2 separate regions of the Homo sapiens genome follow, and region 1 is linked to region 2. Evidence: chromatin contacts called from ENCODE Hi-C or POLR2A ChIA-PET data. All regions are on one chromosome and are shown on one strand. Each heading gives the region's core, a stretch centred on a gene start or an enhancer-like site at or near the end of the contact. The rest is flanking DNA. Distances are from core to core; before and after follow the strand shown. Region 1 holds the start of TIA1 (TIA1 cytotoxic granule associated RNA binding protein). Region 2 overlaps ANXA4 (annexin A4).

Region 1 (3,032 bases), core at 139-2,638, 480 kb after region 2:
ATTAACTGACAATCTATTAAGAAAACAAGTGTAACCACATTTCCAATATAGACAAGAAATAGCAACTTAAAAGTGGAAAAATTTTGGAGGTAAAAAAACAATTACATCGTACTTCAGAGCAACTTTATTAGAGAGCTGCAAAGAGAAACCTAAAATTGCATTTTTAATGCATGGAGCTCTCAAACTGCCAGTATTCCAAGAATATAAACAAAAAGCTATGTCATCCAAGAAAAACAAAAAGCTATGTCAAGAACTCATTGAGCTTTTCTTCTTCCGAGAAATGCCAACAAAGGCAGGATCAACTCATCCGATAATACCTCGAAAAACAAAGAACGCAGTTGGGGAAGCCACACGACAAAGAAAATATCCACGCTCCGGTAATTTAACGCTATCTCTAAAAATTCTCTGTAAATATGTTAGGGCATTTACAGCCCGCTCGTTCAACACCATGTCAATCACAACAGTAGTAAACGACTATAAAAATAATATTAAATCCATTTCCCCTCAATTGATATATTCCTTCTGGGTGAGATTTCCAAATCCTTGGGGTGTCTGGTTAGGCTTTTTGGTCGGTGGGTGCTACAGAAGGAAAGCCAGAGGTTAAAGAAAAATGCTTGGCTTTTTTCCAATTGGCAACTGCAAGAATAAAGTTTACTGCACTGAAAATGAGTACAAGCACCCTCGAGGAGGAAAAAAAATCTTATCACCGAGAAGAAAATGAAAGGAAGAATTTCAGTAGGAAATCAAAAGTAAAATTAAAGGGAGACGGCTGTAAAGATAAGAAGAGGTTAATCAAAAAGGGGGAGAAGCGGGAAAAGGAAAGAAAGCATAGGACAAAAGGAAGGTTCGACGAGTTCTAAAAAGAGGTCTGAATTAAAGTCTTTTCTCCAGGTCTAAGACCACAGAGGGCCCGTGGCGAGAGCAAAGGTCATGCAATGGTGTTGCTAAAGTGAAGGGATTAATTGAGAGGGTTGAGCCCCGTCTCCCTTCACCTCGTCCTCACAGATTGGGTCTTGGTTGTAAGCATCCAGGTGCATGCTAAGGAAACAAAAACCACGATATCGCGGTGTCCACGGAGAACAATAGGCTGGGAGCGGCGCAGGGCCGAGGCCTTCCCTCCGGGACGACCACCATCCCGCCTCCCTCATCGCTGCCCCAGACTCACAGAGTCTTGGGCATCTCGTCCTCCATGGCTGCTGCTGTCGCGGCGGCGCCTCCAGGTCCAGCTCCCTGCCCTTCACTACCTCCCAAATCGTTTAAGCGGTTATGGCTACAGGATAGTGGGGTTTCTCGGCTGACCAGAGGTTACTCCGCCTCCTCCTCCGGCGGCAATTACACTAAACCGCCCGGCCCAGCGGGAACAATGAAACCCCAATACAAGATGGCGGCGAGCCGGGAGCCTAGGAGCAGCCAGCAAAGTTACCCGGGCCGCGCAGGCGCAGAATAATCTTGCACTCTCAACCTCCGGGCCGCCCGGCTACACCTTAATCCATAGGTTCACTTGTTGCGCAGCCGCTCTTCCACCCGACGCGAGGGACGCCTCAGACTGCGCAGGCGCAAGTATTAACTACTTCACGATTTGCGTGAACTTTTTTGTCTTCTGGCTGCGGATTCGAGTGTTTCGACCGCGAATTATGAGGGAGTGGAAACCTTCAGGGACAGTAAAAAGCCTAAATCTTTCCTCTTTTGGAAAGATATATAAAGACTCTTCAAGCTATCTGGTTTTTAGCGAGCGAGAAGCAAAACGCCTATGCGCCGCCCGGGAATCGAACCCGGGTCGCAAGAATGGGAATCTTGCATGATACCACTACACCAGCGGCGCTGTTGACATGCCCAGCCGCCACAGTATTTTAGGAGGAAATAGAAGCAGACGTTCTCTCATGTGAAAAGAATTGTCATGTATTATTTATTCATTTAAAAGTAAAAGTTTATTGACAGTCTGTAATCTTCTGTTTTCCAATAACATAAATAATTTATCTTTTCTCATCCCAAACATAGGAATGGATGTTTCAACTTTCTCTGTACAGAAAAAAAATTTCAATTTAAAATGTTTACTTAAGAAATAAGAAAAAAGAAAAAAAGTTTTACTTAAAAAAGTAAGGATTTTATTAAGAATTTGCGTCGTTGGTGCTAGCCAGATTTTTCAGCGCGGGGAGGATATTTCCAGATGCCAGATTTTTATTTATATTTGCATTTCTTCCGTGTATTGATTGCACATTGAAAAGCATTTAAGAAATAGCTGTTTAGGCCGGGGGCAGTGGCTCACGCCTGTTATTCCAGCACTTTGGATGGCTGAGGCGGGCGGATCACCTGAGATCAGGAGTTCGAGACCAGCCTGACCAACATGGCGAAACCCTGTCTCTACTAAAAATACAAAAATTAGCTGGATGTGGTGGTGGGGGCCCGTAATCCCAACTACTCAGGAGGCTGAGGCAGGAGAATCCTTGAATCTGGGAGGTGGAGATTGCAGTGAGCCGAGATCTTGCCATTGCACTCCAGCCTGGGCAACAGAACGAGGATCCGTCTCAAAAAACAAACAAAGAAACAAACAAAAAACCCCAGCTATTTAATGCAAATTGGTCACAAGAATCTTAAAAGTAAACAAGTCAAAAGATACATAAACTTCAGTCCAACTTTAGGAGGCAGAGAAATTAGAGCTCTGAAATGTGATTCAGTATACTCTGTATGCATTTCACATTGCTTATTATATATATATGTCACTAAAGTAATCCTATGTCTAGGAATCTATCCTACAGAAATAAAACAATTAATTTATAAAGATTTATGTGCCAAGATACAACTGCAGCATTGTTTACAGTAGAAAAAAATGGAGTAACCTGAATATCCATCAATGCCACTTATGGTAATTTATTCAATTTACACCAAATACATGTGGAACTTTTTCTTTTTCTTTCTTTCTTTTTTTTTTTTGAGACAGTCTCGCTCTATCTCCCAGGCTGGAGTGCAGTGACACAATCTTGGCTCACTGCAACCTCTGCCTCCCAGGTTCAAGCGATTCTCCTGCCTCAGCC
Region 2 (3,160 bases), core at 434-2,933:
GATACAACTGGGCAATTTGTGTTACAGTGTATTATTATCCTTCTGGACATCCTGGAAACCAGTATAGATGTATTCTCAACATACCTACTTTTTCTTTATGAATTCATTGTAAATTATTTCCATGAATTTATGTAATCTTAGTTGAAATAAGTTGAACTTATTTACAACTTATTTTTCCCTTTTGTAACTGCTATTGAGATAGGTCTCATATGTTTAATTCCCAACTATCTTTCAGTTGCTCCAAAACTATGTCTTAAAAACTTCAGATCCCTATCCTAAGCCCTAGTCGTAGAGTTCAGATACTGTTAAGAAGCTGTAGTCACCCACCCATGTTCTTCATAACCCTAGGTTTTTAAGACATCACTAAAAAGTGTATCACCTTCAGCCTTCATCTTTCCATCTGGAACAGTCCTGATGCTTTTAGAGTTATTTGAATCACCCCCAAAATGGGAGCGTGTTTGCATTTTACAGATGTAAAAACTGAGGCATAGTTGCTAATTATTTCGCCCCATCTGTGAGCAGCAAAGGAGCTTTTAAACCCCCAACACAGTCTGAGTCATTGTGGACTTGGTCACAATGTGCAGCTTATGGATTGTAGAAAGGGCTTCAGAGAGAAAGAACAAAGGAATCAAGGAAGGTGAGATAGCAAAGAATGTCGGGCAGAGGCTCTGCTAAGAGCATGGCACTGCGAGGCAGGTGGAAAATGAGGTGGGAAGGTTATAGGTGGAACTTCCAGAAGAAAGGCTTTTCAGCCCTTGGGAGCTGTCATTCTGTGCAGCTAAGAGAGGCCTTAGCAATTGCTAAGAGAGGCTGTAGCAATTGTGTTTTGGGGGGTGCATTTCTTTCCTCTTTCTGCTCCCCCCATCCTTGTGCCAAGAGTTATTGAGGCCTTACCAGGTGCCAGGCTCTATGCTAATAAGCATTTGTGTAGACTGACTTTACACATACTATCTGATATAACAATGAATCGAGGAGTACCATTTTCTGCATTTATTTGTATATTCTATTTAGAAATCTGTTTGGTGGCCAGGCGCAGTGGCTCACACCTGTAATCCCAGCACTTTGGGAGGCCGAGGCGGGCAGATCATGAGGTCAGGAGATCAAGACCATCCTGGCAAACATGGTGAAACCCTGTCTCTACTAAAAATACAAAAATTAGCTGGGCATGGTGGCAGGCGTCTGTGATCCAAGCTACTTGGGAGGCTGAGGCAGGAGAATCACTTGAACCCGGGAGGCGGAGGTTGCAGTGAGCCGAGATCATGCCACTGCACTCCAGCCTGGCAACAGAGCGAGACTGTCTCAAAAAAAAAAGAAAGAAAGAAAGAAAGAAATTTGTTTTGTACTAGTAAAACTTTAATAAATAAACAACAGCTGTCTGTATATAAATGTGTATATTACACTGTGTGCTGTCCAAGTTTCAAAATAAATTGAATAAAAGTACCCAGTGTTCAAGTATGATACCTTCTTTTTCCTTAAGTGAAATATTTCTAGCTCCTTGTGTAATGACTCTCAGTATTTCCAGAAGGCTTTGCTCAAGATGTCTTTCCACTTCTTGATGTGGTAAAAAGGAGTGGAATGTTCATATTAAAGCTTGCCTCTTTTGGAGAGGTGTCCCCCTTCCCTGCCTCCTCACTTGTCATTTATTCCAAAACTACATGAAAGCAAAGGGAAGGCCCTTGCTCTGAAAAGCAGTATCTGCCAGGGTTGTCAGCCAATTAGCATATGAATCATACTTACCAAGGGATATGGGTACATGTGGATCATTCACATGACATGAAACAGGGCCTCCAGACCAAGGACTGGCTAAGATCTGTGAAGGTCTTAAGTTTTGCCCCTGATTTTTTGTTTGTTTGTTTGTTTATCAATATTTGTTTTATTCTCCTTTCTTTTCTTTTCTTTTCTTTCCTTCTTTTTTTTTTTTTTTTTTTTTTTTGTTTTCGACAGAGTCTTGCTCTGTCACCCAGGCTAGAGTGCAGTGGCGTGATCTCAGCTCACTGCAACCTCTGCCTCCTGGGTTCAAGCAATTCTACTTCCTCAGCCTCCCGAGTATCTGGGATTACAGGCGTGCACCACCACGCCTGGCTAATTTTTGTATTTTTAGTAGAGACGGGGTTTCACCATATTGGTCAGGCTGGTCTTGAACTCCTGACCTCGTGATTCGCCTGCCTCGGCCTCCCAAAGTGCTGGGATTACAGGCATGAGTCACCGCGCCCGTCCTCAAGCAATTCTTGTACCTCAGCCTCCCTAGTAGCTGGGATTACAGGCATGCCAGGCTAATTTTGCTATTTTTAGTAGAGGCAGGGTTTCACCGTGTTGGCCAGGCTGGTCTCGAACTCCTGACCTCAGGTGATCTGCCCGCCCCTGCCTCCCACAATGCTGGGATTACAGGCGTGAGCCATCTCACCCTGCCCTATGTGTTAATAACCATTTAAAAATTTCCACCCTGCTAAGACTAGTCCGTGACTCTCTGTGCCTTTCTCCATTCTTCTCTTAACTAACCTCATGTTTTTATTAGCATCTGTAAGACCCATAAGGGGAAACTGAGAGAGAAAATTCAATAAGACTCCCTTGGTTTTGCAGCAGTAAGGTTATATGAGGTGTTTATGTAAAAGGAGCCCCCCCCCCCCCTTTTTTTTTTTTTTTGAGACAGAGTTTCGCTCTTGTTGCCCAGGTTGGAGAGCAGTGGCGCAATCTCAGCTCACTGCAACCTCCGCCTCCCAGGTTCAAGTGATTCTTCTGCCTCAGCCTTCCGAGTAGCTGGGATTACAGGCACCCGCCACCATGCCTGACTAATTGTTTGTATATTTAGTAGAGACGGGGTTTCATCAGGTTGGCCAGGCTGGTCTCAAACTCCTGACCTCAGGTAGTCCACCCACCTCGGCCTCCCAAAGTGCAGAGATTACAGGCGTGAGCCACCGCGTCCAGCCAAAAGGAGCCCCCTTAATCACAGCGTTTACCATGACCTGGGTAACAGGCATATTCAGCAGACAAATACCCCGATGATCATCAAGCCAGTCCTCTGTGGTTTGCATATGAAGCACATCAGCTGCTTCATCAGGGGTATTCTACTTGGCATTTATAAGGGGAGAGGAACAGTCCCCCTTCTCAGGGTAAACAGACCTTAGTGTGGCTTTTGTCCAGTCCACCAGGCTGGATGTTC

The links. Hi-C counts contacts between places; a loop is a spot of excess contacts on that map. ChIA-PET counts read pairs that join two places held with the same protein, here RNA polymerase II (POLR2A). Pooled maps may share reads with other maps.
Region 1: a pooled map shows a loop between it and region 2 (13-fold over the local background). The contact joins the promoter of TIA1 here to the enhancer-like site in region 2. A Hi-C loop is called at or near these places in 5 of 50 pooled maps. POLR2A ChIA-PET finds 5 or more read pairs at or near these places in 4 of 52 experiments (activated CD4-positive, alpha-beta T cell, activated T-cell, activated naive CD4-positive, alpha-beta T cell and 1 more).

Annotation. Positions count from the first base shown.
Region 1 is chr2:70,247,240-70,250,271 of GRCh38, forward strand. TIA1 (TIA1 cytotoxic granule associated RNA binding protein) reads right to left here and starts at 1,389. Exons shown (of 13, transcript NM_022173.4): 1 at 1,166-1,389. The coding sequence starts at 1,191. TRG-CCC2-1 (tRNA-Gly (anticodon CCC) 2-1) reads right to left here and starts at 1,822; the gene lies at 1,752-1,822. RefSeq lists enhancers at 155-970, 971-1,785.
Region 2 is chr2:69,771,713-69,774,872 of GRCh38, forward strand. The region is part of intron 1 of ANXA4 (annexin A4); the gene reads left to right. Among named protein-coding and RNA genes, the nearest start is that of SMANTIS, 26 kb to the right of the region's middle. Within about 2 kb of position 1,684, at least 6 of the 41 ENCODE cell types and tissues checked have a DNase peak (open chromatin) inside an H3K27ac peak, as active enhancers do.